5 separate regions of the Mus musculus genome follow, and regions 1, 2, 3 and 4 are each linked to region 5. Evidence: chromatin loops called from intact Hi-C (ENCODE). Cell type or tissue: heart. All regions are shown on one strand. Links, peaks and the distances in the headings refer to the core of each region. The heading gives the core; the rest is flanking DNA.

Region 1 (6,379 bases), core at 631-5,630, 93 kb before region 5:
TTAGTTACATTGTCTTTTAAAGGCAAATTGGGGCACATGTGACTCTGTCTCAAGTGAGTGTGGGTCAGGAAAGGAAAGAAATCCTGGGAGGCCCAGTTCAGTGAGCCCCTACCAATCTTTTATAAATTCTAGGGAAAAAAAAAAAACTTAAAGGAATGGTGTGTGTGTGTGTTCTGTCTCAACACACACTTATTACTAGGAACTACCAGGGTTCCAAGAAGCCATGATAAGATCAAGTTTGCATCTAATAATAGAATCAGCATTAACCAGTAGGCATCAGTCCACTGGCACCTATATGGGGACAAATGGACAAAATTAGGAATGCATTTCTTGGAGATTAGGAGAAGACAGGATGGGTCAACTGTCCTCTAAAACATGCATGCTGATAACACAGAAGAGATTAGCATGGATGTGTCCTGGGGTGCTCTAGGAGGTCACGTGGAGGCGGACAAAGAGCTGAGATTTGGATGTGAGACTTCAAGTAAATAGAGGGATTTAGGAGAAGTCTGTATGTGCAGGTCCAGTCTTCCTGGGCCACGTATGTCCTTTGTCTACATCATTCTAGGATGCTTACAGGGAGATTTTAATGTTAAAAATAGATGTGCTAAATAATTTTTTTCACTTAGAGAATTGTCAAATTCTGTGTAACTATGAGATTCAACTCATTATAAAATAGACAAATTTGACTTGTTTTCAGGACATACGCAGTTCCTCGCCTAAAAACTGATCAAGGTAAATTATTAGCTTCCCATGTTAGCTAGGCATCTGAATTACAAGGGAATTTGTGTGCATGTGTGTGTGTGTGTGTGTGTGCGCGTGTGTTCGGGTACATGTGTGGGAGTGCACATTCACATGTGTGTGCTTAGACAAACTTGGATGCTATATTTACATGTTGTCCACCTTGTTTTTTGAGATAATCTCTCGTGAGCTTGACACTCATCAGCAAGTGCCAGGGATGTGCCCTGTTATCTCCCCACCACTGAGATTATGTTCACGCACCACTATCAACCCACCACTGAGACTGCGTTCAAACACCACTACATTCAGGTTCTTTTTTACATGGGTTCTGATGATCAAATTCAGGTTCTTATGCGTACAAAGCAAATATGTTACCCACTGAGCAATCCCCCATTCCAATAAGAGAAAATTTTAATAATTTACCTTCTGATCCCCCAGTGAACCTAATACCATCTCTGGAAGTGTGTAGGACTCATAGATTCCCTGGGTGAGAATAAGGTACAGTCCACTTTGTAAACCATCTCTAAACTGACCCCCAAATCATTCAAGCAACCTGATCCGGATGACAAAAATCACTGACTCCATATTTAAAAGGGAGAAACAGGCAGGACCTTTTAAAATGAGACAAACATATCTCTAGTGATCAAATTCTTTATCACAGATTTGGGGGAAAAAAGTGCTCATGTTCACATGTATAAATCAGTGTACAAACTCTAGCCTCAAAATGCATCTACAGGCAAGACACACACGGTCCTCCCCTGGGCACCATCGCTCTTTGTTTTGCTTTGCCTTCCCTACTCCGCTAATCTGAAGTCTAGTTTTCTTTCCAAGCTTAGCTTGGTTTTCTTTCCATCACACACAGTGACCAGTCCTTTCTTTCAGTTCCTCCAGTACCTCCTAGTGCAACATCCACATGCCTGAGTGTGTATTACCTGCTTCAGTCCATATTACCACTCCCCCTCCCCTGCCCGCTGCCCAGAGCTCTTGGCCATGCAGAGTGCTTAGAGCTTTAGATGACTCCCATTTAAAGCCCAGCCATACAGAATTGCTGTCTTAGTCTCCTAGGTGATGAACTTTGATATTTAGAGCACTTGAGCTTGAGGCCTGGATGGAAGGCCCTACTCCCCTGCACAGGCTCTTAGCCTTGTGCATTATTTAAAGTGATTCTTTTTAATGTACAGCCCTTATCTCCAGGCCTTTCATAACCCCCGTAAGCAAGCAAGCTTTACCTTAGACATTTTTGTTATTCTTAGCATGAAGCAGCGGAGGAGATAAGTCAGATGAACCTGACTGGAGGCTATGACGAGCCACATGGCTGGGCAGTATGCTAGCTAGCTGCCATCACCTGCCACTGCTGACAGTGTACTCTCCTGCCTCTCAGGACTTGGCAGGAATGGAAACCAGGCCCAAGACCCCAGCAGCTCTCAGAGAAGAGCTCTGGGGAAGAAGCAGTCTGTGGAGCTGGGTACTGAAGGTCAGGAATGACTGTGCAGAGGGGTCAGAAAGAGCTCGAGGCACCCGGGGACTCCCGATCGCCCCAGGATGGTTTTAAATCAGGTAAGCCAGTGAGGGAGTCAGATGGAGCCGAGAACTGGAATCTAGACCAGCTCCTCTGTAGTACTCAGGAGTGTGGCTTATGCAGCTCAGCCTCCAGGTGCCTCCTTCAACAACTTCACCCAGAGAAAGGAGCTAGGATGCCCTCAGACATCCACTCTGGATGATGGATTAACGTCTCTCCCAAGCATCTGAAATGGCGTGAATTATGTGCCCTTCTTGAGAGGATTAAGAAAACATTCCTTTGTACGGTTCATAAAGGAGCGCCAATAAGGAAGACTGGGGCAAAGGTTTCTCTGTCTCTGTAGCAGCTCGATGGATCGTGAAATCAATTTAGTAGTTCACAACCGGCCCTGAGAAGAAAAATGAACTGAGCAGAAAGCATCGGCATGTATAAAGCACAGTCAAATTATATTTGTTTCACAAAATGTGCTTCAGTCATACGTGTGTATGTGCGCGTGTGCGCACACGCGCGCGCACATGGCTGGGATTTGGAAGCTACGGCATTTCTTATAGCAGATCCCACTTTAAAACTAAACTCGAAAATCTACTTCTATATATTAGTAATTTTCAAATCACTTTTTAAAGGTGGAAGAGTACCTTTCCCAAAGGCCCTTTCTCATCGGGATTTTCAGTCTTTTTTTTTTTTTTTTCGTTTTCTTTTTGTCTGACTAAAGAAAGCACGGGATGGGGGAGTGTTGGTTAAGCCACACACAGCAAATCTGCTCTCATTTTTATCACACAGTTTCAATCTGTTCCCCGGGGGTGTCAGGCTTTTGAACGCTTGTTCGCCCAGCTGGTGGCGCTGTTTTGCCAGGCTGTGGAATCTTTGGAAGGCGAGGCCTCATTGGAGGGAGTAGGTCACATGGGAGACGGGTACTTGGAGGATATGCCTGTCTCCTTCATATTCCCCACCACCACCCCTCCCGTTTCTTTTCTGCCCCAACTTCTCACCAAAACGGACTAAGCAACATCTGATGCACTACCTTTCTCATTGTGATGGACTAGAATCCTCTCTAAAGCCCCTGCTATGTTGCTTCTGTCTGGTAGCTGGTTGTAGTGACAAGAAAACCCCAACTCACCTACACACAGCTTGACCCTTGGTGGGCCCACCAACCACATTCTGCAAACTACTGCTGTACACGGTAACTTTTTGATACTATCAGCTCTTATAAGTCTTCCATTCCATAGCCAAGCTTTATCTACTGTCTCAGTAGATAGAAAGAGGTTAGACTGTAAATCTGCTCCCAACTGCATCAGGGCTGCCTCAGGAGGGGACTCCACTTACCATGTCCGTTGCTACCAAATGAAAACGGGATGTGAGCTAGGTATCTCCCAGTTTAACCAGTTCCCCCGGGGGTGCTTTAGCATGGTAAGCCATGAGAGCCACCAGCCTGGCCAATGCCTCTGAAGACTGGCATAAGTCCAGCTGAAAAACTGACCAGGGTCTGAAAAGGTTTGAATGGATGGCAGGAGATGTGTTTGAGGGCGAGAGGGAGAGACAGATCTTGAAGACATGTTGCTTTCTTGGATCTAGGCACTGAGGGTAGAGTAAGAATCAGGAATAGCTGGGAACTGTATGTCTGGGATTGCCAAGCAGAGGAAACTGAGGAGGGCTCTCTCTGGGGGTGGGTGAGAAAAACAGTTGTTCCGTTATAGGCACTTAAGAGTGTGCATGGCTTTTTACATGTAGAGCAACTCTGAGAGCAATGCATAAAAATGTTGACTTGGGAGCCATCAGCTCTAGGCTGCAACTGGAGCCATATATGCTATTCTGTCAATAAATATCTACTAAGTAAGTGCCTACCACAGCAGACACCAGAGGTGACTGTCCTCATGAAGACATTTGAATGAGAAGCCGAATTGCCTTCGTTGCCAAGTGACAGGTCAGTTGTCCTAATCACACACGGTGATTTCTTAATGGCGTTTGATGCTCTTTTGGTACCCATTTCGAGTCTCACTAATAATCTAGTAAGACGATGAATGAACTTTCTTCTCATAATCAAATAAACTAGCTTGATTGCCATACTTAAAAACAAAAAACGAGGAGCTATCAAAGTCAGTTTTTAATCACACAGGAGAATATTCACACCAACCACTGAGATGAGAATTTGATGGCTTCAGTTTAAGGTTATCAGAAGCATCCAATTAAAGACACATCACACACACACATTAGAGGTCACATCAAGGGACAACAATGCTCCAAGCAGGCAAATTGCCCTCAGTCATGTATTTAAGATGGTTTAGCATTCCTGCGGGTGGAGGGGGAGGGTGACTGTCAAATTGGCTGCAATTGTCAACTTGACAGGGTCGTTGAGTTGTCTAGGAAGAGGGAACCTCACGTGAAGAACTGCCAGATCAGAAAGGCCTGTGGCTATGTCCGGGAGGCATTTTTTAAAATTGCCAGTTGGTGCAGAAGGGCTCAGACCACAGTGGGTAGTGCCATCTTTGGGCAGGGGCTTCCTAGGTTGTATAAGAAGGTAGCTGAGCAAGCCATGGAGGGCAAGCCAGCCATTAGTGTCCCCAGTCTTTGCTTTGGTTTCTGCCTATGTCCCGTGATGATGGGCTGCAGCACGGAGGACAGAATAAATCACTCCCTTCCCAAGCCGAGCTTGCTGATGGTGTTCACCACAAGAGATAAGCAAACTAAAACAGGATGTTCACATGGTTAGAGCCTCCAGTTGCACAAAACCTAATCTCCAGGACTCACATGCTTCTCTTCCCTGCCTCTTAGACATGTATCCATATTTTCATCTGTTTAAAATGTTACACACGCAATTAAAAAAAAAATTTTGACAAGAGAGTAGCTCACAAAACACTCGTAATGACAAAACCAGCCACGCAGCCTAGTCTCGCTGTGGCACATGGACTACTAATTTCATCAAGAGGGAGGATGTAGTTTCAATCTGTTCACTCTGTCATTCTTTGTTTTTAGCCCAGGAGAAAAAGCCACAGAGTGAAAAGCAATAATACCAACCCAGGAAGCCACAGGGCTGTCTGAGTCACTAAAATAGAAAATTACAGCCTCACATAAAAATCAGGTGGTGACCCGAATTCTGGCGAAGCAGTCTTCGTGTTTACAAAATAAAATCAAAGCGAAGCAAAAATGCAAAGTAAATAGGTGTTTTGAGTTGAAGCTTTATAATGCATATGGCATACACTAACAGAATATTTAGGGGGAAGTGTTCTCACGATATGGAAGGATTTGACCCATGATTTAGAAATGATGCTTCCAGACGTCGTTTGTCTTCAAATTCAAATTCATTTACTGACAGCATTTTAAAAGTCTTAAAAAGTCTGATAACCAAGAAAAAGATTTCCCCATGTCTGAAAGGAGTGATATGTATACTTTAGCAAATCTGAACTGCTTCATACAGATGCTGAGTGGGGGTGGGGGGGGGTGCGGGGTGTGTGTGGGGGGGTAGGGATGGGGACACACGACACTGCCCAGAAAGACTCGATTGACACAACTGTTTCCACTGTCAAGACTCCTGATTCTAACAAGTAGTTTCTAGACACTTGTTTTAAATTTGTGGCCGGCTTCAGAAAGTTGGGTCTCTTGGTGCCAAGCACTTAAAAACACAGCCTGAAACAGGCTCGGCAGCTGGAGCCACAGCTGGCGCCTAATTCTAGTCTTTAACTTGGGGCAAGAGCTGGAAATTATAAACTTTGTTAGCAAACACTGTGTCTGCCTCAAGATCCCGCTTTCAACAGCTTGTGTGTGGACCCCCAACACCTCAGAATCTCAGTTCTCTCAAAGGTCTCCTACCATCTGAGGAAGGTCAGCTGGGAGCATGGGGCAGAGAGCCAGCTGTCTGGTATAATGTAAACACTGATAGACACCGGAGTACCTCTTTAGGAACAAGAAGCCATCTTTGGCCCCTTACCTTTTCAGCTGTAGGCAAGAAGTATTTTATGGCACGGACTACTCTTAGCACAGAATGGTGTCCTGGGGGACACATACAAGGGGTGTCTTTGATGGGTTCACATTTTCAAATAACATGGGAAGTTTGTCCACCTAGATAACATTGAGAGCTCAGAGGAACGAAACAGGAAGAAATTGGTCCCGGTGGGAGAGGATGAAAAC
Region 2 (6,379 bases), core at 643-5,642, 380 kb before region 5:
TTAATCCCACTCAAAAGACAGAAAAGCAACAGGAGCGAAGCAGTGAACTTGGTGAGTCACGGAGAGCAGTGCCCAGAGCTCAGGACCATCTGTAGATCAGGACTTAATCAGAGCTTCCTGGTGACTCAGCTTTACGCGTCTTTGAGGAGGAGGAGGAGGTCTGGGAACCAGGGACAGGCTGGTCCATGCTGTATGACTCGCTGGGTTTTCCCCATGTCCAGGAAGTCAGGCTTGTAACTAAATTTCAGTCCCTTCCTGGTCCAGGTGGGCAGGAAGTGCCTGAGTTCTTTTGGGTCACTTTTGGGTCATACCTGGGGGTGGGAGAACCCACCAAACAGGACTGGCTGTTCCTGAGTCTTTGTACCTTGGGGGTGGTTGGCATCACTCGTTCCACAGGTATACACAAAACGAAGAAGTCGGGGCACACTGACAGAGGCAGGGGAATGACAGGTGGAAACACAAAGAACGAAGCAGTCGGGACACACTAACAGAGGCAGGGGAATGACAGGTGGAAACACAAAGCTCTTAAGTGCTGCTGTCTGGAGCCATTTAGCTTTGGCCTGCAGCCCTGCGTGTGCACCCCAGACACTCCTGAGGGCACGGCTGGACTATCACACAGCAAGATGATGGATGTCTAAAGTGAGCTATGAAGAAAAGGTCAACTTGTGCTCAGAACATTCTGTTTAAGAAGGGCAAAGTACTACATAAAGCATCTTAGAGAAATTACTTTCCAAAATAAAAATGTTAGGTTGGCAAGTTTAGGTTGCATTATTCTGGCTTTTAATATCATCGCTACTTAAAATATGAAATTTATTTCAGGTTGCAATATTGAAAATCTCATCCAAAGATAATTGGGGATTTTTTTTATGTTCTTTCTGATGTACAAGCATGAGTCACACATAAGTTATGCACATATACATGTATTTTTGTGTGTTGTTTTAAAGATGGTCCCTTGTGTATGTGTATAGGTACAAGCGCGTGCGCGCGTGCGCGTATGTGTGTGTGTGTGTGTGTGTGTGTGTGTGTGTGTGTGTGTGTGTGTGCCTGTTCATATGTCTGTGTACCACATGCATAAGTGGGATCCTCTGGAACTGAAGTTTGTTACAGTTGGTTGTGAGCTGTGTGGGCGCTGAGAACTGGATCCAGGGCCTCTACAAAAACATCAAGTACCCTTAACTGATGAGGCCACAAAACTGTGTGTTTGTTATATGTCGTGTGTATGTGTTATGTCATATATGTGTTTGTATGTGTATGTGTATATGTGTGGTGTGTGTGGCATGTATGTATGTGTGGGATGTGTGTGTGGGATGTATGTATTATGTGTATGTGTGTATGTATGTGTGTAATGTTTGCCTCCCTCCTCTCTCCTATCACCATCTTCCAAGTTTTCCTTTCTTCCATCTGAACTCGAGCTGTTTTGCTCAGTGTTCTGCCCTGACTCTCATCTTACTAGAGATACTGTCGGCAATCAATCTAATCCACTATCGATTGCTCCGATGGCCACCATATTTGTACTTCTGATGTAGTTCTCACTCACGTGAGACTTTGTACAAGACTGTGTACAAGGACACACAGGGATGTGTGTAGCATCTTGTCTGGAGGGAAAACCCAATACATCCAACAATGTAACTTTGGGGACATGAGGACTTTTCATTTTCTTCCTTCCTCCATCTTCACAATCACCTCTAGCCCTCAATTCTGCCTCCTCTTTGCTGTTTCACATGTGGAGCTACCGTGACCAGGAAGGTAAAGTGCTCCGTGTCCTGAAGTATTTACAGTGCTGAGAGTCTTGCTCTACACTGAGCACTTCGTACTTAGGAGATCATGTCATGACAAGATGGAAGTCAGGGAGCAGACTCTTCTCTGCTGTGAGTGGATAAAGGCTGAGAAGGGCAAGGGGTTGCCTCAGTGCTCATGACTGGCAAGGAGGGAGCCAGGATTCCATTGCTGAGCCCCGGTCTCCAGGATTTTCAATGAATGCCAGTTTGGGTCTAGTCTGAAAACAGGTTTCCTGAAACAGGTAAACTAAGCATAAGCCTTCTGCAGGGATTTTCCAAAGATCATATGGAAGTAGAAATAGGCCAGGGAGCTTGATGGAGACTGTTTTAGTGCCTCTGATCTGAAGGGCAACAGTTTGTGAGATGGAAGGTTATGTAGGATTAATTAGTGATGTATCTCTGACAACAGGAATGCGTAACGGTCGAGCCACAGGGGAATTTGCTGCTTGACCTCACTAGCGCCTTGTGAATCTCTGCATTAACAGGCAAGATCTAATCCCACTCCGTGCCCTTTAAATCCATCGTTGCTGTGTTGCTGTTGATGCTCTTGTTGTTGATGATGTTGTTGTTCATGATGATGACAATGACACTGTTGCTGTCAATTTCAAATTAACACACCCCTACTATCTTTTAGAAAAACAAAACAAATTACTATGGAAAAAAGTCAGCCATTTCAGGGCTTTGGTGAAGAAGATGTAGGGTTTCTTAGTGCTAAACTAGATTTCCTTTTCTCTTAAAATGTTCATACAATATTTTCACAGTGGGGTGAGGGGAAGATTCCTGACAGGGTATCCAATCACACACATTATTGAATAAGAATGGCTGTATATTAAAAGATTTACTGGAGGCATAATTTCTAATTCTTTCTTGATGAAAACGTGCTTGTGAAATAAACGGCATAAATTTCTCTGAATCAAATAAGAATTCTAGGAAGTAAAGAATTTTTTTTAATCTTTAATATTTCTGCCTGTGAGCTATTATTGTTCTCTGTAAGAGAGTGGAGCAATTATTCTGAAAGTATAATCCTTTGAAAAAGAATTCTCTTCATTTTGGTGCCTCTGTATTATTGGTTTGGGTCTACATATATGCATATATGTTTGCTAAGTAGATATAAACAAATGTACATAGCTGTGCATGAACACATGGTACACATATGCACTGCCAACATGCCCAGATATTAATGAGCCAAGCTAGGTCTCTTGTATGAACTGCTATGTAGAAATATACTGGCTTGATTTTCAAATCCATTGCATCTCTTCCTCTTTATAAAAATACGGAATGCATAAAGTATTATACAGAGTATAATGTTTTCTTCAAAATCAAAGTAGCATCCAGGTAAGAGAGGGCCCCTTTTCTCCCGTTCTCAATCCGCTGCTACCCACGGCCTTCTAGACAGGATCCTTCCAGCCGCCTCTGAGAACATCATGTTCCCATTTCTGTCTCCTTGAATCAATTCACTCAAACAAAAGGTCGTCACAGACAGCAACCCAGTCTGGCTGATTTGACCATTTTAACGAAAATCAGAGTCTTTGTTTCTATGTCAGGAGATGCTGACCTGTGCCACAGCCCCAGCCCCCATTACAGCTTTTAACACCCTCACAGCCTTCCATCCCACCACCCAAGCCACCCCCTGCCACCCCCAATCAGAAAGAGACTGGACAGAACAGAGAAACAACAAAAAGACAACCAAGGATCCCGTCCTATGGCAACACGCCTCAATTATACTGGCAAAAATAGCTATTTTAAAAAATAGCAACCACGAGGGAGAAAATGTATTGATTTTTTTTTCATTATTTTTTCCTCCTGTTGCTAGGATGTAGTCATTATTAAAGAAGACTTGTTGCCTAGGTGAAAAAAATCTTCCCAGAGTAAAGGAACAGTGCGCCCCCTGCTGACCAGAAACGTACGCTGTTGGATTTGATTTCCGGGGCATATTCATTGTTTTTCTTGGTTTTGTTTTGCCTCCTCCAGCCCCAAGTTTAAAACAAAACAGATGAGGTTAGACACTTTGATCAGACAGCTTCGAATTTCACCTGCAAAGTTATATTCCAAGGATTTCAGAAACACACATAAAAGAATCTAGAGAGGTCCCTCCCCAGCCCCCCCCAGCCCCCCTCCCCCATTCCATAGACATGAAGGAAATCTGTCAAGGCCCAGGTCTTCTGCTGCCTGTGACTCTTCATCTCTAGTTTTTTAACTTGTGTTGAGCCTGGCACTTACGGTGGCTCTGACCTACTGATTTTAGTTATTTGGCCATCAGAACTTGTGGGAAAACCCAAGACAAGAAAGTACTTGTATTGCTAACAGGTAACTTTTGATGATCACTTAATACTCATAATAAAAGAGAGAGAATTCCATAGAAATGTTGGTTTCTTTCTCCCTGGGAATAATTGACTTCTAACATTAAAACCAAGGAAGGGCAGAAGTGGGCCCATCACAGTTTAGATGTACACGTAAGCCCACACGACTACACTCTGCCCATGAAGCTATTGTCTAACAGAGCCTGACTCCGTAGCCAGGCTGAAGAATTATCAATATATTAATCTGTCCATCCAAGGTAAAATCATGGCATGGGTTTAATCAGCTAAAGAGAGGGTGTGGGAAATGAAAATGGCTGAGCTAGATGGACATTTGGGGTACCCCGCCAACGCTGTTTGACAGTATGTTAATGGGAACTGAGTCAGAGCACCCAAAGACTCATGAGGGCAGCTAGGAGAGATTATCAGAAGACAATAAAATTTCACAAGAACAGTGGGCAATGTCAAAGGCAAAGGGAAGGTCATGAAAGATGAGCCCTAATGACCTCAAGAGAGTCTGGTTAGAAATCCAACTTTAGTGTGAGCTTAAATGATAAACAAGAATGTAATGGCAGAAAGTAAAATAATAATAACAATAATGATAACGATGTAAAACTATCATAGTGATGTGAAGAAAACAACCAGACAGCACACAGGGAGAAGGCACAGGAGCTAAGCTTCCTAAGATTAACAGACGGGAGACTGAAGGTTAATAAGGAAGAGCAGCTGTCCCCAGTCCCTGTTGAGCAGAGGAAGAGGTTCGGGCGTTCAAATTTCAGCACCACCAATATTCACCACCATGGCCAAGGAAGGCATAGCTGCTGTGGGTGTAATGGATGTCAACACTGCTCTATAAGAGGTGCTGAAGACCGCCCTTATCCACAATGGCCTAGCACAAGGCATATGCAAAACTGCCAAAGCCTTAGACAAGCACCACGCCCATCTCTGTGCATTTGCATCCAAATGTGATGAGCCCGTGTATGTCAAGTTGGTGGGGGCACTTTGTGCCGAGCACCATATTGTCAAGGTTGGTAACAACAAGAAACCAGGAGAATGGGTAGGCCTCTGTAAAAATCCATCGAGAAGGGGAGCCACAGAAAGTGGTTGGTTGCAGTTGTGCAATGGTTAAGGACAATGGCAAAGAAGCCCAGGCCTAGTGTGTCATCGGGCAGTACTTCAAATGCAAGGAATGAGCCAATGAACAGGGAGGGAAGACCTGATTGGTCTGTCCGAGTTCAAGAGAATGTGAAGAGAAAGCAACAGCGATGATCAAGCATGCAGGCCGAGTCTTGGAAAAGAGGAAGCATGCATTTTCTTCTGGGACCCCTGGCAGCTAGGAAAGAAACATGAGAGATTTTGAATGGGGCTGGTGAGTTAGGGATGACGGTGCTGGGAAGAAAGCACAGAGCCTGGCTATATCTCCACGCCAGAGCAGCGCTTCAGAAGACAAAGAAAGGAAAACTGTCAAAACAATGATGAAGGCCTTGACGAAGGGTTTTAGTTCGGTGTCAGAGACCTGGACTGATGTGAGCAAGGCCCTGCATTGGAAGCATAGCACAGAGAGAGACAGAGAGAGAGAGAGAGAGAGAGAGAGAGAGAGAGAGAGAGAGAGAGGAAGAAGGAGGAGGAGGAGAAGGAGGAGGGGGAGGGAGGAGGGAGAGACAGAGACAGAGAGAAAGCAAGCTTATCTAGACAGTGTTGAGGGATAGGTATGGAGGTGGTTCTGATGCTAAGGTCCTGTTCCCCAATTGGTTCTTGCTCTGTTAGTAAAGAAGCGATGGGCCAATTGCTGGAAGGGATAAGGGGGACTTCTGAGTCTCTGTAGGCAAGCGGAGAGACATAAAGGACTTCCAGGTCCCTGGAAGCAAGGGACAAATGCAAGGGAAGAGAGGAGAGATGAGTTGGCCATGCTTCTGATGGAGATAAGTTGACCAGCCATGTGAGATCTAGAAACATACAGGCCATTCCTATAGCAGGTGGTCAGGGGCATTTAGCAGGGACTAGATGTAACTTAGCAACTAAAGTTTAGGGCAGGTGGGAGGTGCAGAGATAAGAATATTCATAAGGGCATGCTTTTTCTAAGAGGGAGATAGTAGCGCCCAATAATTGGATCAAAAGGCAAGTTAAAATTGAACAGCTGTGTATCTGTGTCTTATCGGTGGATTCAAGGGAAGCTGGGTGGGGGATGGTAACACAGCCCGGTCCTGGAGCTTAGATGGGGTAACAAAGCTACACACAACAGATAGGTTGTAAGGCTGGAAACAGGGAACTGAGGTGAGCTCTGAGATCATACATACAAGCAAC
Region 3 (6,379 bases), core at 525-5,524, 760 kb before region 5:
TGCCCCTCCCTGTCAGTGGTTGTTCCAAACTATTGTCACCCATGCGCAAATGAGGAGTCTTCATCGTTAAGGCAGAAAGGAAAAAAAGAAATCTTACTCTCTCCACATTACCACCACTTCATTTTGTCTCTTCCCCCAGCTCTGAAAAGTGTCTGCACCAACTACTGCTTTTTTCCTCTTCGAGACTCACTAATAGAATTCCCTCAGACTGCTCAAAATTTGACTGTGGTCACCACTAACCTCCATGTTTGCCTAAAACAACAGACAGGTTGATGCTCTACCCCCAGCAGCAACTTCCAGCACAGTACATCAGTCTGTGGCTGAGGTAACCTCATGTGGCTTCAGGGACCCCCAACCCCTGCTGTTTTCACTGGGCACCACCTGTCTCTTCTCAGTCCTCTTCAGAGAATCCTCCCACCTCCCCATTCTTACCTGCAGGAGTGGCCCCTGGGCTCACAGGGTCCCAGAAACTCCAGTCTTCTCTTACAAACTTTCGACATAGTCCTGTCCAGCTCTATTCCTTGAAATGCCTTACAGCCTCCACATCCAACCTCAACTCTGCTCTCAAACCCATATGTACATCAAAAACACTCAATATCGTCACTTGGATAGCTAGTCAGTACATCTACCTAGCATATGCAATATCAAAGCACAAAAACAGGGGGCTGGAGAGGTGGCTCAGTGGCTCAGAGCACTTGGTCTTGCAAGAGGACCCACATTCAATTGCTAGCACCCACATGGAGGGTAACACGTGTCTGTGACTTCAGCTGCAGGAGATAAGACACCTCTCCTGACCTCTCTGGGGTCCTGAATGCACATGGCGCAAAAACATACACGCAGATATATACATATATGCACGTAAAATAAAGTAAGCATTTTTTTATGTGTATGACTGTTTTACTTGTATGTATGTCTGTGCACTGTGTGCATGCAGTACCCTTGGAGGCCAGAAGAGAGTGTGTGTCTCCTGGAACTGAAGGTTATGAGCCTCCATGCGGGTGATTGGAATAGAACCTGGGACGTGTAGAAGAGCCACCAATGCTATTAACTGCTGAGCCATCTCTCCAGTCCTTAAAATAAATACTTTTAAACCCACACAACAGGCCTGCAGAATCCAAGCATCCCTCCACACCCTAGCTGACCAGTCCTGCTTCTTGCCTCAGTTGCCCTAAAAACCATCTCACCACTTTCCACTCTATGCCACATTCTCTCTTCTCAACTCTAGTCCCCTCCAGTGGTTCTGAGTCCTTTCAAGTTACTAGTCAGACTACAAAAGTCTCAAACTTTTCCAGTGACATCTCATTTACTAAAGTAAAACTCTTTCTTCTCGAACCCCATAAAGTCTCAATCTGAGCAATGACCCACCATCCAAATTCATCTCTTATAACTACTGTATCACTTATTTTCCAATAAAAATTTATCATGTAAATAGATTAATAAGTAAAACTGTGGTCTATCATCCATATACACATCAAACTAATTTTTATTCCATGATCTTTGTTCCTGCTCCCCGCTCTGCTGACACACTGATTCACAGATATCTGCTGTCACACTACTCACAGATATCTGCTGACACACTACTCACAGATACATGCGGACACACTACTCACAAATATCTTCTGACACACTGATTCACAGATATCTGCTGACACACCACTCACAAATATCTTCTGACACACTGATTCACAGATATCTGCTGACACACTACTCACAAATATCTTCTGACACACTGATTCACAGATCTACTGACACACTGATTCACAGATATCTGCTGACACACTACTCACAAATATCTTCTGACACACTGATTCACAGATATCTGCTGACACACCACTCACAAATATCTTCTGACACACTGATTCGCAGATATCTGCTGACACACTACTCACAGATATCTGCTGACACACGGTCCTAAACCTTGTCTAACATATAATAGGTGCACAGTGTTTGTTGAAGAAATAAGCAAATAAATGTTCATATGTAAACTTGTTCTGAACTTAAATAAACATTTTAGCTTAACGAACATATAAATGGCCAAGTGATCTTCATGTGCTACTCACTTTCCGTTGTTTTACAGAGTCCAATTTTATGAGCCAATATGAAGCCACTTTTGTTTTATAATGCTTCCAGTTATCCATGATCTATTGGGGGAGAGAAGTTAACAAATTTAGGCTAGAATGCTCACAGAGAATAGTGAATGACCCTGTTATCCATGACTGTATTCATCCGTGCAGTGACAGCACTATGAGAGCACTACTTATAATAACAATTCTACCATTCATAGAAAGATACCTGCAGAGATTTAGACAAGTCAGAGGTTCTAAACCTGAGCCCATTTCTTTCTCTCCAGTAAGAGTAATATCACTCAGAGAGTAAAAGCCAGAAATCCTTGGATACACACATTTTAGGTAGGACTCCAACACAGATTTTTCTATCTTTACTCACAGGGCTGTGTTACCCACATAGTGATAGAATATTGAACAATACATTCAAAGTCAGCCTATATTCAATTAGAGTTCTACTAGCCCTTTGTTTTGTATTACCTACAGAATTCTACAGAATTCCTCAGTATACACCCTAGTAATGGATACTGTAGCAAGCATTCAAGTCTGGAACACAGCAGAAATACAGCAAAGAATCTAATGCCTGACATTAATTATTAATTACGTTTCATTGATTGTATAAGCCTAACAATCTTCTTTATGGAAGAATCGCAATAGCCACATACATTAGTGTCTCTCTCTCTCGTTTTCTAATTAAAAACAGCAGACCTCAGTGGAACCAAGGTGATCGCTCAGTGGCTAAGAGCACTCGTTCCTCTTGTAGGGAACCTGGGTACAATCCCTAGCACCCACTTGGCCACACATAGTCTATGACTCCTGTCCTAGGGGCTGTGATGCCGTCCTTGACCTCTGAGCAGCGGGCACACATGTGGTGCACATACACACACGGAGGCAAATATTCAATAAAAGAAATAAATTCGAGAAGAAAATATCAGATCATAAAAGACAGACAAAAATGATGTGCCTGCTTCAAAGTTACTGGCTTTTCTTAGAAATAAACATTATCAAAGTGAGTGGAAACATTTCCAGGCTGGCGATGAAGCTCGTTGGCCAAAGATGCTTGCTGCCAAGTGTAACCTTCTTCTAATCCCTGGGACCAACACACATAAACACACTAAATAAAAAAAAATGTAAAACATATCTATCACAATGCCTTATAAAATTTTCAATTTTCTTTTGTTGTAACAAGCTCCCTGACAAACAGCATCTAACTTTCACTTTTGAAAAAAAAAACAAAAAACAAAACAAAACTTAGCACAAAATTCAAAAGACTTGGATACTTAACGATAATTCTCTAATAACAATAATATGATGCCGTTGCAGATTTTTGCAGCAAGAAATCTTTCTCTTGTTTCGTTATTTCTATGCACTTGTTTCATATCATTGGATGAACAATAAGAGGACCCAGTGAGAGCTTTGGTTCTTATTCTACATATGACCACTAGATGGCGCCTTGTCTTCTGGGGAAAAGAAAATCACAAGCCACCAACCCGACCCTCAAAACGTTCTGTGGCCGATGGATGACCTAACTGTGGGCATTTATAAAGCGTGTTGGGCGGATAAGAGAAACCTTGAGTGAAGAAATGTTCTTCCATCAAACCATTCCCGTGACCTTGGATTTCTTTTTAAGAGAGGAGCAAGTCCTGACTGCGGAGCGTTTGAACATCTGCCACCCAAACGCTCCACTAGGTGGCGGGCGTGAAAATAACTCATCCAGGCTGTTTCAAAACGTGATTTTCCAGGCATCACCTGTAATTCATCTTGACATTTTATACCAAGGCGCTATTTTCATCCTGTCTCTTTTCATCTTAAGCTCTTCAACTTAGTTTTTAAATAGAAGAGTTTACCCTGATATTTCTTTGATCATGAAGAACAGTTATTATTTGATGCTAATTATTCTTACTTGAAAGCCTTATTATATGATAAAATGTTCCTAATAACTAAAATGAATTCTTTTACTTTGTAAAGTTTCTGGGGGCTAAAAGCAATATCAATTACATTTCCTATTCAATCAATTATAATTTGATCAGAAAATACATTTTTTGTATGTGTGTAGATGTATAGGAGGCATGTGTGCATGTACATATGTGTACAATGCACATATATGCTGGTGTTTATGTGTGTGCACATGTGTGTGCATGCATGCCTGTGGAGGTCAGAGGTCAGGCTTGAATGACGTTTCCCTGGGAGCTGCGGCTCACCTCTGGGAACTCTCAGGAGTCTTCCTTCCTCTGCCTTTCCAGTACTGAGGTCACAGCTGCAGGCCACCATGCCAGCTCTTTATGTAAGTTCTGAGGACCCAGCCTAAGACCATGCTGGCTCAGGAAGGGTTTTACCAACAGATCTATCTCCCTGGTCCCAGGCAATACATTTTAATGCTCTCAGAAGAGTAGACAGATGCTCTTTGGATTTTATACAAATACTCACATCTTCTATCAGGAGCTCCGACTCTGCGTCTGACTTCCCCGGAAAGCGGATTCTCATGTCCTTGAGGACAAACAAGGTCTGACTGGTGAGGTCGTCTTCCTGCTCTTTGGTTTTCAATTGCCGCAAAGACTCGTTCTTAAATTTGAAAGAATACAGACACATGGAGGGGGTCTTATTCCACTGTACCAGTATAATGTGAAAGATAGTTTCAGGTAAAAGGGACACATTGTTAATTTTTTAAGTGGACATTTATTTGCGAATGTTTAACATTAAAATGGTTATTATTTGTAAGAATGTCTTTTGTATTTTCTCCTGGTTGTATTTTATCTTGCTCGGGATATAAACATTACCTATGAGTAATTCAAAAGGACTTCCTAATTTGTTTCACTTGCCACCGATTCTTGGATTGGATAGTAAGATCAGTCATCATTATGAAGGGAGTGAATTCAGTTATATCTCCAGAGTTCTCCCACTGGAAAGACTCGTTCTTAAATTTGTTAATGTTAATGAAACAGAGACTTTATATAACTCTCTGGTCTAGCTCCAGCAAAATATAATAAAACCACCGACTTTCTCAATTGTAAATTTCTCTAGTTTATGCTGAAAAGGAGATATTCCTTGTTAATATAATCTGCAGAAAGCATTCTAAACAGCATCACGCCTAGGCTCGATGAGTAGAATTTTTTAAACCAGTTTTTAAACTATTGGAGTCTAAAAGAGGCATTTTCCATACACTAATTGTGCTTGTTTCTATAGGAGATTGAGATATTGCAAGAAAAAGAAACGTGTTTATAAAAACGATTACCAACAACGTTATCCTCCTGCATCAGGAAATGATTACCAACAACGTTACCCTCCTGCATCAGGAGATAGAGAACAATGCAGTTTCCCAGGGTCATGACTGAATTACAGAAGGGATTGGGGGTTCCGTCTCCCCATCCTCTCAGCTGATCCCCTCTCCAACTGCATCGAGTACAGTGTTCCTCAACTTCAGAAGGACACAACCCACTGATAGCTTACCAGAGTGTTGGTAGAGCCGGTGTCACTGCCGTGAGGCAGGTGTCTCGCGTAGGATGAAGCGCGGTTTAAGGAATGTGACCGGGACGCTGACGTTGGTCTTGCTAATGGTATCACTTGTTGAGAAGAAAAGGGGCGCACATCCCCTCTGGAAGGTAAGTGAGCAGAGATGGACCGAGGGCAGCTGACCGAACGCCTCATGGAATCTAGCGATGATGGAGAAGTGGTGCTGTTAGTACGCTTTTCTGCCTAGTAGGTCTCCACAGACTAATGCTTAGACCCCAGTGGTGGCTGGGTGACAAAGGTCAAGTCTAGACACCATCGCTAGGAGAGAAGTTCTGGTGTGTAAAGAACACTTCTGCTGGGAAAACACTAAAGAAGACGTCAGTGCTAAGTTCTCCAAGTGTGATGTTAGAGACACAGAAGGAAAGAGACAAACACCCATGAGCATATAGGTCCTTCTCTTTGATGTCACTCTTATAGAAACCTGGGCAGAAGGGGTGTGTGTGTGTGTGTGTGTGTGTGTGTGTGTGTGTGTGTGTGTGTGGAAATGCAGGAACACATATGCCACAGCACGCGTGTGGAGTTCAGAGGACAACTACAATTTTCAGTCCTCGCCTTCAGCCTTGTTTGAGACAAAGTCTCCTCATCGTTCATCATTTACTGCTGTAGATGCAAGACTAGTCGGACCCCCAGCGTACAGGGAACCCCCTGTCTTCACCTCCAATCTTTCCATAGAGACACAGGAGCTACAGACATGTCACAGCACCCGGCATCATCTGAGTTCTAAGAATCCAAACCTAGGCCCTCACACTTGCATGGCAAGCACTTCACACACTGAATGATCTTCCTGGCCAGGAAAAGGGATTTCT
Region 4 (6,379 bases), core at 728-5,727, 730 kb before region 5:
AGTTTCTCATTGGTTCTCATTGGTTCCACACATGGGGCCTGAGCAGGGCTCACGTAACACCTGTTCTCTCTGAAGATCACAAGCCTCGTGCTTCAAAATAGTGTGTGAGTTCCCACGCCCTCTGCCTGAGCTTCTACTTCGACAGCCTGAGCTACGGGCTCTTCTGAATTTCCTTAAGATAAAAACACACAGGCTGAAGAGTGGACTTGGAGATAGAGATGGAGGCGTGTCATAGGGAGACGACTGTAGCAAGATCTGAGAAAGCTCTAACTGTGAGGAGAATGCATCAAATTAGAAGTTAACCAGGCCCAGGAGAGACAGCACAGAGCAGAGCAGAGAGGAAGAAACGATGTGACAAGCCTTGCACAATGCAGACTCTGAAAGGGAGGGGAGGATTAACTCAAGTCAAAATAAAGATTGTTATTTATAGTGGAGGATGCTCTGTGTTCCAAACAGCAAGGAAAAGCATCCGCCTCGAGTAGGGAGCGGACAAACCATGAGCAAGAATGGGCAGGAGATGTGGAGAAAATAATGAGAAAACCTTCAGCCTAGCACGGCTTGGAGAACATAGGGAAGGATTAAGATACAGGAGCTATATATAAAGTTTCGTCACAGAAGCTTAGCCCTGGTATTTAACAATACCCCATTTGGGGTTCCTAAGAAGAAAGACAAATTACTTAAGGAGAGAAAAGCTCCCTCTGGCAGTTAGGTGGGAAAACGGAGCACTCTGGAGTCATACAGCAGCTCTGCCTGGGTGAGAATGAAGTCTGTAACACTGAGTACAAGGCAAGAAGTCCCCATGGTTCCTGATTTAAGTCACTATGATGTGCTCAGCACAAAACCAGCTCAGAAACACACGTGCCGTGTGCCGTGGTGCCCTCCACGGAAGAGGGAAGCCAGGTGTGCAGCACGCGAGTGCTCTAAGTATTAAAACCTGTGTTGCGTCCTGTGGAGAACAAGAAGGTATGCATGGAAGAACCTCCATGCTCATAGCGTTAGCAATGTCTTGCCCCTTAAATGATCTGACCTCTGAAATGACCGAGAATATCCACAGATAACTTCTGAGTCAGTATCATCCTTTGTAAAGCTAAAGATGCACCAGGGACACCCGTGGGTTGAACATGTGGCGCTGTTACATTTGAAAATTTCACGTAGAAAGCATCGCTGACATAATCTAAAGTCACGGACAGGGTACAATGCAGGTACGTGCACCTTCTGCCCCGCAACAGAAGCCAGGTGCCAGACGTCATGTCATTTTCTCGTCTTGCTTTCCCAGATAAAACTAGGTCTCAATAGCAACTGCTAACTGCTAGCAAATACTTTAAATAAAAGGATTCCTTAATGTATTCCATAACCTTTCAAGACATCATTGATTTAAAAAAAAAAAAAAAGGCGTAAAATCACTGGTCCATCTTCAGGGCCCTGTAGTCTCGGGTGCCATGAGCTGTGTTTCCCAAGGCAACAGTCGGGCACACAGCACAGAGCAGCTAGGTTAGATAGCTTCCTCTCTCTCTCTTTTCATTTTCCCTTGAGGACACAGGTTTGCTGTGTGTATCCAAAGCTGGCTTCAAACCCGCAATCCTCCTGCCTCCTCTAGTCAATCCCTATCAGAATGGGTCAAAGCCGTTCCTGTGTGATAGCATAACAAATACCGGGCTCCATGGCCCTGCGCCCTCCAGGCGGCTCGCCCCTGCCCCGGCATGTCTCCCCTCAGATCTTTCTTCCTACTGTCTGCCAGCTCATCTCAGAAGCAATGACATCTTTTCTCTTTTTATGGAAGCCAGACAGAGAGGAAAGACCCATGAAGGCAGAAATCCGTTATAAGGTTTCCCAAGTGGCTCTGGTGTGTAACTTTTCTCCAAGGAGAAGGAAGGTAAGTCAGAGGGTCTCCTACCACACCAACACCACGCCAACCTTGTACTTGATGGTAAAGACTGTGATTTAATGCAGTTACCACAGGTGCATAGGGCTGTGTGGGGCAGCAAACGCAGTGGACACAGGGAGATGAAAAGGTGTCTTAAAACACCGTAGGTTTGCAGGATAGCATGAAGAAAGCCGAAATGAAAAATACAAAATATAAGAGATTCACAGTGCAAAGTCAGTTTCTCACATGAGTGACTTATCTGTACCAAAGGTGGTGAGCCCCAGCCAGTGGGGCAAAGACTCACCTGATGTGTGTGGGACCCAGTGAATGTGGAGAAAGCTCACCTTGTACTTGAGGGACCCCAGAGAGTCGGATAATGCTCACCCAATGTTTGGGGGAACCACAGCAAGCAAGGAAGAGGGTCATCTGGTGTTTGAGGGAGTTCCACAAGTGGGGGAAAGGCTCACCCAATGTTTGGGGTACCCTAGCAAGCAGGAGAAAGCTTCACCTAATGTTTGGATGACCCCGGCGAGTGGGAAGATGTCTCACCTGATGTTCAGCAGCTTCAGCGCGTTTAGCAGAACCCCCCTTTTAACATCATAATCGATTTTCTGATCAGTTCCAAAGCTTGGGGCTCGATTAATCTGAAAATTACAGAGAAAACAATAAGCTCGGTTGAACGTTGGAGATCAACACCTAATCCAGTTGTGTTTCATAAATGTATGTGGGATTTCCAGTCATGAATCTCTGAGCTCTCTATGGAAGATGCTCTGGACCTCACCGCCATACCTGTCTTTCCATTACCCTAGGGAAAAGAACTATAGAAAACCATAAGCAAACATCTACTTTTCCACCCACAGGCTTAGTGTTAATTGCCAGCATTAAGCTGACCACTCTCTTCAACCACTGACTCTTCCCATCAAGTCTTAGGAAAGTTAAATGCAACTTACCTTGTAAGTTGGGAAGACCCATAATAGAGAGATTACCAACATAGTAATAGCAACACATGTGTGTATGCTTAGGATGCAGGAACCACCAGCTCCCTCGGTTCACCACCCAAGATCTTCCTGATGAATTCTATTGCTTCCTAAAATATAAATTTAGTTTCTCTCTACCTAACTCAATAGTGAAGCACTACCCTTCTGCAAGGATCGGGTCAATCCCTAGGAAAACATTCCTAAAAACACACTGGACACAATTTTCCATCCTGAAAATGTTCTCAGTGCTTGGAAATGTCTTAAGTTTGCCGATCATTGCCCAGATTCTACGCAGCTAGAAGTTCTCCTCCTCAGACACGCCCTCCACTTTACTCCACACGGTGGCGCCAGAAGGTCTTGAACGCTGCGGGTGAGACCCACAGCGTTGTCAATTGGCAGCAAGCTCTCAAACTGCACACTTAAGAATCTAAACGTGCGCTATACTCACAGACAGCAATGCTACGGGGTTTTTGTTATTAACTATTCTGAGCTGAGTAAGGTATAAACAATGAAGGATAAGGAGTAAAAATATGTTTATGAGGAGGTTTAAAAAGTCTGTAGAGTCCAGCTGTTCAGTAAGCTGTAACCTAGCTAACTCAAAGCTCCTATGGGCAAAGGCTTTTTACCAAGGTTATGTCACATTTTATAAAGTTCTTATTCCAGAAATCCTTTCATTTCCTCCTTTGTGAAGCATAAGAGTGCCTTCGTTCTTCTAGCCATCAAGGATAAATGACCAGGACAGGCGCAGAGGAAAAGTCGGCAATAGTCAGGGAATGAGTCCCAGGGTCAACGTGTTCAATCTTGGGAACAAAAATCCAGCCCTTCCTAAGACACAGTCAAGGACTCTTCCATTCAGGAATGGCAGATACAGAGGAGCCGAAATGACTCAGACAGGTCTCATTATTAGGGTCCAAGCTGGACTAAAATTCCAGCTAGCAGAAAAATGAATGTCCTTGAACATACAACACAGGCTATTTGCCCAGAATATATGAATATACTTCTCTCTGTCTCTCCCTCACTCCAATTCAAAATGTGTACTTTCCTTCAAAATACGGTTTGAATCACAATCTCACATAGCACTCATTCAGGTTGCTTACAAAAACCTGGAGACTATGATGCAATTTCTTACGTCAAACAGCTACCCTAAGAGGGGGACAAACCTCTGGAAGGAAAGGCCATGGTTGATTCTAGCTTCTGTGGCAGTAGGTTCCTTAAAATATAACTCCTTCTGGAAACACAGTTCAAATATGTGCTGCTTCCCTGACAGATGGCTACAAACAGTATGGAGTAGCCCCAAGAAGGCAGGCTCCTTCTGTGAAGCCAGATTGGGGGTCCCAGAGAGAACATCTGGATGGGGGTCAACTGGACAAAGAAAGATCCTAAGGTGCCTCGGGAGTAACACAGATAGATATAAACGTGACTGGGCAGGACATAAACAGAGATTGTTTGTATATTCTGTACATGGTTCCATATGTTAAGTGACATTTTATAATAAAATTAATAATGACAAGAGGGTACAGGCAGCAAACCCAAAGACACTCGGTTTTCAGAAATATCAGATGGCTGTGAGGGAGGATGTATGTCCCCTGCAGTGTTAAGTACTGGGTACTGAAGAGTGAATCAACAGAACCCTCTCTCTCCATGGAGTACTTAAAGACACAGTAAAGATGGGGGCCAGAGGCAGTGCCCACCCAGAGGAGATACAAGATCCACTGTCCAAGCAGCCAATAACTCAGCGTCAACAAGCCCACTCTACGGTAAAGTGGAGATTCGATAGAAAATCCTATCAGCCTTGGGAATGTTCTGGCCCTGGAATTTTCATTCACTCCCTTCCACATACTCCATTCAGGCCTCATTCCAGCCAGCAAGCTGGGGACACCTGTGCCAAGTACACATATGACAGATGGGTTTTAAACACATATAAGGACTGTGACGGCTTGATTTATTTTGACATTTCTTAGAGAACCCCTTACCTCCAGAAGCCATGGCTTGAGCTTTCTATCCAACAAGATGTCGAACCCCAGGACTTCGAAGCAGACACTTTCGCTCCCGGGGGGCTGACCGGGTCTGCACATCCGGTAGGCGTGCAGGACGTGAGGTTCTGCCACAATCAGAGTCTTTACCACCAACTCCTGTTGAGATTGTGATAAAAGGCATCGGCATGCTTTTTTTGGACATAGTTTCATTTTTAAAAATGACCTAGGGAAAACTAGCATCCTTGGTGGCTTCATGGCGCTCTTTGGCACCGCCCCCCCCCCCAATCCTGCTCTGCCCTCATTCCCCAACCCCAGCTCTGCTCTTTGCCCACCTATCTCTCTGCCACACTCTCTGAGTCTCTCTAGTTGGTGGCACTTCTTCCCACTGAGGCTCTGTGCTGTTCCATCTTCCTGGAGCATCTTCCCTTAGATTCCCATGCCATCCCAGACAGGACTTCCACAACCATCTTTGAAGCACAGGCATGCTTGAAATGCATCCTACTAACTACCTAGGGCATGCAACCAATGGATGCTTTTCTATCTGTTTGAACAAGACACTTGTACTTCTTTTTTTTTTTAACCATCCCAGTGTCTATAATAGGACCTGGCATTGGAGATGCTCAAAAGCATTTATAAACAAAGAAGAAGAAAAGGGAGCATAAGCTAGTTCTGTACAAATGGAGAAGAATTACAAGGAAGAAAAATTTGAGGGAGGGTGCAGCATTCCCCAAATAGCCTTTATTCATGGCACTGGCTTGTACTCCATAAAGGTTTCCCTGAGAACAGAATACATCCCAGCTATCAGTTCCCAGAAAGCACACAGCAGCTCACAATCATCTAACTCCAGGTCCAGGGGATCCAATGCTCTCTTTCATCCTCCACAGGCACCAGCCACATACAGTATACATACATACTCTCTCTCTCTCTCTCTCTCTCTCTCTCTCTCACACACACACACACACACACACACACACACACACACACACACACACGTTCAGGCAAAATACTCATACACATAAAATAAAAACAAGTATTTTTTCCAAGAGGAACCACACCATGGACTAGGGAAAGCAAGTGATTTTCCTGGCTTCTGCTTACATTGGCTTCTTAACTCCTTCTGTCTGAGAACGACAGCAAAGACCTTGACTCTCTGGGTCAGACATCACAGTATGCACCTGTAGTGGCTATTCCTGGTTGTCAACTTGACAATATTTGGAATGAACTACAATCCGGAATTGGAAGGCTCACCAGTGACCCTTATCTGGAGGCTTGGAGATCCTTATCTGGATCTTGGTTTGAAGATCTTGAGCCATAGTGGCTATGGATTCCAGAAGATTGAATCTCCGAGTTTAAGGAACACACCTTTAATCTGGGCTACTCCTTTCATCTGGGATTAAAGGTGTGGTGGAACACACCTTTAATCTGGGCTACACCTTCTGCTGGAGACAATATAAGGACATTGGAAGAAGGGAGTCTAGCTCTTGCTCTTGCTCCTTCACCTGCTTGCTGCGTGAGACTGAGTAACTGCTAGATCCTTGGACTTCCATTCACAGCTGCGACTG
Region 5 (6,379 bases), core at 434-5,433:
ACTCTCTAGCCCTCACAAAGTCACTCTGCAGAGCGAGGCTAATGTTGCTCTCTTTGGAGTCTTGCAGGAAGCATCCAGTTGAGCAGATCTCTTAAGCAGTAAGTATGCGGACTGCTTAACAGTTAGACGGGAAGTTCCTGGCATGTTTCCTACTGTCACCAGCTTAAGACAGTAATCAGGCTAAAGTTGGCTTCTCTGAATGCCAGTGACATTTTAACAGCATCTTGGAGCTCGTCAGTTCTTTTGTAACCTGGTCAATCTCTTTCTTTCATTTCAAGGCCTCTAACACTGTGTGCTTCCTGTTTCAGAACTTCAGGTAGCTTGTTGGTCAGTACCTATCAGATCTATGCCTTAGCTTCCTGTGTGAACATGCTCAATATAGACACAATGCCCGTCTCAACATTAACATATTTATAACCATTATACCTCTCCCTCCTGTGTACATATAAGACCTGCTCTAGCCCGCCAGATTACAGCAAAGACCTGATAAAGCATACTGGGTCATCTTTCTACCACAAGAATAGACTAAAACCAAAGTTGTTTTAGTGGCCACATTCCAACACATGGGCATAAAAAAAGCAACCAATGGCGGGAGCTAAAATGTCTTCAGTTGGGTAGCACATTGGCTAGCTCTTAGGCACAGCAAGACCCCATGTCTAGCTGATTTTCTTGTCAGTATGAACAAACACTTGGCAAGGAAGGAGGATTTATCTTCCTTACAGTTTTTTGGGGGGTGGGGGGGTTAGATATACAATTTGTCGTGTCAGGAAGGTGGGGCAGTGGGAGTGTACATAGCCAGTTGCTTGCATCTCAGCAGGACGAGAATCAGACTCTCTCCCAGGTCTCTTCCTCCCCCCCTTTTATTCATTCTGGACTCTGAACCCTTTCATGATGCCACTCACATTCAGGATGAGTCCCCCCCCCCCTCCTCTGTTAGAACTTTCTGGAAATGCCCAAATGCTTATGCCTGGAGGTGTGTCTCCGAGGTGACGCTCAGTCCAGGTGGGTTGACCGTGCAGATTAGCCATCACACCTTGGAAGGCAGGGCAACTGGCTCTCACCAGCAAACTCGCTGAACACTTGACACATTGCAGGCACCAGGGTGGGTACCAAAAACATGAAGAGGAATGAGCCACAGTCTCTGCCTTCTGGGAACTCAGTCGCCCCAGCGCTATGTGCACAGAGACTGCTAATAAACAGTCAATGGGTAGTTCCAATCAATAGTCCTGGTGGTCGTATGAAATCACAGAAGGAACCAAAACCTTTACGTCACAAATGATGCTTGTGAGCGAGCTGAAAGACCTCTCGTCCTAATGCAGATACAGCCTGCAATCGCTATGTCAGAATGACTTAAAGTATGGTTTGAGGCAGGTAATAAGAATCTTTTATAACAGTAAAATGTTTTAGCTGGCTCATTATGAGTAAGCGAAGTGTCTGGGCAAGACCAGAAGCTTTGGAAATGTCACAATTTTGCCCCTGGCCTTAGCAAAGTGCGATGATTTATCAGTGGCTTGTTCTTCGTATTTGTAAAATGGAGATAATACAAAACTATTATTCATGCATCATAGTAAAAAAAAAAAAAGTCCCCTGAAGACAGGAAATGTAAAAGCCACATTAGAGGCGTGCTTAATAATTCAGAATGCAGTGTGAAAGACGATCCGCTGTCTTTAGCTCCCTGTACCTAGGCGTTTTCAAGGAGCACAGTGCCAAAGTCCATTAGTGCTGGAAATGGGCATCGATGTGACGGTTGGGTCCCTGAGGCTGAACCGCTGAAATCAGATGTGTAACAGGAAGGCAGGAAGCTAAAGTCTGCTGCTTTGACTCCAGTCGGTCGCACCAAGTAAGAATTTTCCCGACACCTTCCCTTTAGAGTCTTCTGTTGGCTTGTGTGTTGGAAATGGTGAATGGCGTCCACACTCAAGGTTGCTGCGATTCTAAAAGTGCTAATAACGTTGGCCTCGATGCTCAGCTGTTCTTGATATCAAAGCATGATAACAGAGGCTGGGCAGGCCTGGTGTGACGCTGTGACTTACTGTCTGGGTGACCACAGAAATGCCTTGGTATATCAAGGTTCTCTCTCCGTAAAGGATGGTGCCATCTCACGGGAAAGAGAAGATGGGGTATGGTAGCTCTGACCTCAAAGTGACTCCAAAGGCACATGCGTTAAAGGATTGGTCTCCAAACTGTAGCACCACTGGGCGACCTTAGGAGACAGCGCCTAGTGGGAGACTTCTAGGGATATGCTTTGAAAGGGCTGTTGGAAAACCAACCCTTCCTGCTTCCCTCTTTCCTTATGGCTACTGTGTAGCAAACAGGCCTCCTTTGTCATGTCCTTCCATGATGCACTGCCTGGTCACCAGCCCTAAGGCGATGGGGCCAAGTGACCCTGCACTGGAGCCATGAGCTAAAATAATCCTTTCGTCCTTAAGAGCTGGTTTGCCGGGCATTTTATCCCAGTGACAGAAGACTAATGAGAGGAGGAATAGCCAGGGAGATAAAGAACTTGGACACCAGGCCTAACAAAAAGCAAAGAATAGCAGCCATTCAGTAAACTTCAAACGGTATTAACTTCGAACCTTTCAGAATAATGACTAGGGACAGAACTGCACAGAGCGTGTGACAAAGGACATAGGACCGCTTGTCCGGCTGTCTTGGGACCAGTGGATTGATGAAAGCCTGGTTAGACCCAGTATTTATTTATTCCACACGGTGCAACAGTGCCCTCTAGTGACAGATAGGTGAAGCTGCTCCCGGAGCAGGAGGCAAGCAAGAGGAAGAAAACTGCAAATGCTCTTGGACTTGGTAAAGACAGTGAGCTCTCCATGTTGGAGTTATCATATCAAAGAGCAATCTTTACCCGTGAGTCACCTTCAAAGACGTGACACGAGGCAGGGAAAATCAATAGGATTGTCAGGATTTGCCGCTATGCTGGAGGCTGCCTCCTTGCTCACTGGGAAAAAAAAAATCAGGACTCTTTTTGGACACATTAAATGTAACAGACGGGCAGGGATCGCTGGTATTCCACACTGGGGTTTGATTGGATAGGGACAGCGGGGAGGGTCCGAGCCATGTGTATCACTCATTCTATGAAAAGCTTGCAAACCACATATTTCAGTTAATGTCAAGGTCAGAACTTAGCTTGGAGGAAATCCCTTCTGTTCCTGCCTCCTTCCTCCTTACTGGGTGTCTGAGGAGTGTGACAGGATTGTGTGTGACATGAGAGAGACCCTGGAAGGTCCCACACAGCACTACTCCAGTCAGTAATGGTGACTGCTATTCTTTTTCTGTTGTTCCAAGGACCCAGGGACAAGGAAAGGAATGCCATGAGGCGCAATGACCCTTTTCATTGTTTGGCTTGGAGCACAGCCTCACTCACTTCTTGTGATGTTCTACCGATCAATTATATCATTGTTTTGAGACAAAGTCTCCTTCTCTTCCTAGGCTAGCCCAGAATATAGCATTTCGCCCAGGCTGGCCTTGAACTCACAGCACTTCTTCCTCAGAGCTCTCAGGATTGACTATAGCTTGACTATAAGCTTGGTCCTGGACTTAGGATGGTACTGAAAGGAAATATAGTTAGAAACTCAGCTGAGACGCAGACCTGAGACTGTCAAAACCACCTTCAAGGATGTGTGCGTATGTTAAGACAGATGAAGTGCTCACTCCAGGCAGGGCCATCACTCTTCTCTGTCGCTCTCAGCCAATGTGGATGTAGACCCTAATGCTTCACACTAGAGCGACTCTATCATAATTCCCTTACTCTTTTGTTTTTAGCTTGCTGACAGTGATCCCACAGGTAAACACTGTTCCCTGCTAATCAGCTGATTGAATGTGTCAGATCCTCAGCCTGGCTCAGACTACTATGAGAGGTGTTCTTATTCCAATATCCTAAAGTGAGTTCACTATCCCGAAAAGGAGACGGCAGAGAAATAGAAAAAGAAGCATCAAGACAGACATCCAGGGTGTTCGCTGGAGAAGAGTGGCAGAGATACGTGCTCGAGACTCAGGCAAAGGGCCCCACGTGCCCTCGATGCAGAAAGAATTGGTGCTACACACCTTCTCGTGGTACGGTCCTAAGACAATCCAGCCGCAGAAGGTGTACCCCAGGTAGATCATGCCAGCGCAAGCACAGAACCGGAGAACTTTGGGCAGTGAGGCTTGCATGGTTAAAATGAGCACCTGGAAGACAAAGGCGCGGACAGCTCGTCTCGGAGGATGAGAACCAGCTGGCAGAACTCAGAGGAGGAGCCCGTGTCAACCACAATGGCACTTCTGAGAGCTTACGTTGTACGTCTGAAAGTAACCCAGATATCTGATGACTCCAACCCAGACAAAGAGCGTCGACGTCCCGAGCAAGATGCTGCACACGTCATAGTTTGTGAGCTTCTGAGGAGGGAAAAGAAAACAGCTGAGCCGACACCCCAGTCCCCTTGGCTTGCTTACCTCACTTTAACAGATGAGAAGAACTGACTGTCCCCTACCTATGTCTATCACCCCAGTACTTGGGAGGCTGAGACTACAGAATCAACATGCATTTCCAAGGCCAGCCTGGACCACATAGTAATTTCTAGGCCAGCCTGGACTTCAGAGTGAGACCTTGTTTCAAAACAAAAATGAAGAAAAGGAAGAAGGAGAAAGAGAATGAGTGGGGAGAAGGATGAAGAAGAAGAGGCAGAAGAAGAAAAAGAAAAAGAAGAAAAAGAGGAGGAGGAGGAGAAGAGGAAGAGGGGAGAGGAGAAGAAAGAGGGAGAAGGAGGGGGAGGGAAGGGGAGGGGAAGGAAGAAGAGGGAAGCTTCAAATTTTTGGGTTTTATTTTAGTATTTTTTAGAACTTATTATTCTGAAATAGGACTTGCATTTGCCACTGGCCTAGGCATGAAAGGGCCTGGTGTTTGGCAAAGAACAAGCAATATAATCCATTGACTTTCGGAAGCAAACTCCAGTGTGACTTACAGACACGAGTTCCTGCTCTCAAGGGATTCTAGGCTTCACTGAAGAGACAAGCAGCCATTTAATACAATATGCTAAATTCAATGAGAGATATGCTGCTGACACTTGTCCCAGAGGCCTTCGCATGGGGATGACCTGGAGCGCAGCGGGACACACAGCGCAGGCTGGAGAGAAGTCTACGGCATAGGGACAGAGTCTGAACACACCCCGAGGCTGAGGCCTGGTGTGTGGAATGGCAGTATTAGAGCCAGGATGGAACCAGAGATAAATGATGGGGACCCTAGAGGCCATGATGAAGCGGAGGTCACTTCATCCTAAGTAGATCCTGGAAGGCAGAAAGGATGGTAACAGCAAGATGGGTAGTTTCAGGAAGACTGCCCAGCCACTGTACGGCTGGGTCTGCGGGATAGAAGGTCAGAATCACAAAGCTGCTGAGGGAGGCCAGGCCAGAGAGGGAGTCAGCCCGAGGGAAGCCAAAGGAAGCTGGAATAGAGACAGGGAGACCCTGTAGCTATGGTGAGGGCAGTTTTGTGAGAGTGATGTAGAACAGAGAAGAGAACAGTTGAGAGACTCAGCCTAGTCGTGAGAACAAACCAACCAACATATGCAACTGGTCAGACCATATAGGCACTTGAGAGCTGGGGATCTCTTGGCCATTGGGGCTCACAGCATCTGCGATGCCTCACACCTGCCACTGGCCCTTCAGGTGTTTAGGAGAAATGTCTGCTCTGTGTACCAGCCGCCTCCTTTGCAACTTACATAAGTAAATAGATACATCGAAAAATAAATGAATATAAAGCCCATTCCCTCAGTCTCCCCAAACTTAATTCCTGTTCAAATGATGCTACCTGCATTCCTGGAGGAAGGCCATAGGGTGTCACCTTCCACAGCGCACTCTTCCTGGAGAAGAACGTGAAGCAATGGGTGACAGAAAAGAGAAAACACAAGAAGCAGGCTAGTCCCCAGAAAGATTCCCCAGAAAGACTCCATGTCTTACAGGATGACCTGAGGTCATCCGGGACAATATAAGGTTCTAGATGTCACTGACCTTGGCTTTGATTTCCATCTTCAATATGGATCCAATTATTGTCATGAGGTCGCTGATAGTGACCAGGACGTACCATCCGTTGACGAATTCCCACTGGTCAGCGCCACACACGCGCTGTTTGTACTTCTCCAGGAAGAAGTTTAGAAATCTCTACGGCAAACATGTAAAAAAGACGTCTTACAAGTCACACTGACCTCCGGAGGCAGAAGACAAGAGCAAACAATTCCGAGCTGGCAGATCCACCTCACAGGGAGACGCGGTGCCACAGCCGAGTGGAGTTGTCTACTCCCGTGTAAGCAAGCATTTGAACATCTGCTAGATTAACCCAAACCCTGAGCACCTATGCTGTCCTTCCAAGAACACTAACACAGACTGTGTTCCA

What was found. Hi-C counts contacts between places; a loop is a spot of excess contacts. Peaks named below come from ENCODE experiments on the same cell type or tissue, not always from the same donor. Only the 100,000 strongest peaks of a DNase experiment are listed, where the experiment ranks them.
Region 1: it touches region 5 in a loop (5-fold over the local background); 19 of 42 quality-filtered maps call a loop at or near these places.
Region 2: a loop joins it to region 5, with 2.3 times the contacts of the local background. A loop is called at or near these places in 2 of 42 quality-filtered maps.
Region 3: a loop joins it to region 5, with 5 times the contacts of the local background. A loop is called at or near these places in 14 of 42 quality-filtered maps.
Region 4: a loop joins it to region 5, with 2.5 times the contacts of the local background. A loop is called at or near these places in 11 of 42 quality-filtered maps.

Annotation. Positions count from the first base shown.
Region 1 is chr3:146,274,387-146,280,765 of GRCm38, reverse strand. The region is part of intron 2 of Lpar3 (lysophosphatidic acid receptor 3); the gene reads right to left. Among named protein-coding and RNA genes, the nearest start is that of Lpar3, 57 kb to the right of the region's middle. In heart, for the core only: a CTCF peak has its summit at 3,091 (motif pointing right); a DNase peak (open chromatin) is centred at 2,125; H3K27ac peaks cover 4,628 bases.
Region 2 is chr3:146,561,765-146,568,143 of GRCm38, reverse strand. No RefSeq gene overlaps it. Among named protein-coding and RNA genes, the nearest start is that of Uox, 32 kb to the left of the region's middle. In heart, for the core only: a CTCF peak has its summit at 3,665 (motif pointing left); a DNase peak (open chromatin) is centred at 3,673.
Region 3 is chr3:146,943,340-146,949,718 of GRCm38, reverse strand. Ttll7 (tubulin tyrosine ligase-like family, member 7) reads right to left here. Exons shown (of 21, transcript NM_001357217.1): 16 at 5,511-5,713; 17 at 4,491-4,625; 18 at 2,061-2,141. Among named protein-coding and RNA genes, the nearest start is that of Ttll7, 94 kb to the right of the region's middle. In heart, for the core only: a CTCF peak has its summit at 3,615; no DNase peak of the experiment used is centred there; H3K4me3 peaks cover 475 bases; H3K27ac peaks cover 253 bases.
Region 4 is chr3:146,911,824-146,918,202 of GRCm38, reverse strand. Ttll7 (tubulin tyrosine ligase-like family, member 7) reads right to left here. Exons shown (of 21, transcript NM_001357217.1): 9 at 4,815-4,973; 10 at 2,414-2,508. Among named protein-coding and RNA genes, the nearest start is that of Ttll7, 63 kb to the right of the region's middle. In heart, for the core only: a CTCF peak has its summit at 3,172 (motif pointing right); a DNase peak (open chromatin) is centred at 3,182.
Region 5 is chr3:146,181,474-146,187,852 of GRCm38, reverse strand. It overlaps Mcoln2 (mucolipin 2), which reads right to left. Exons shown (of 14, transcript NM_026656.5): 9 at 5,998-6,147; 10 at 4,285-4,386; 11 at 4,057-4,179. Among named protein-coding and RNA genes, the nearest start is that of Mcoln2, 35 kb to the right of the region's middle. In heart, for the core only: a CTCF peak has its summit at 2,734 (motif pointing left); no DNase peak of the experiment used is centred there; H3K27ac peaks cover 952 bases.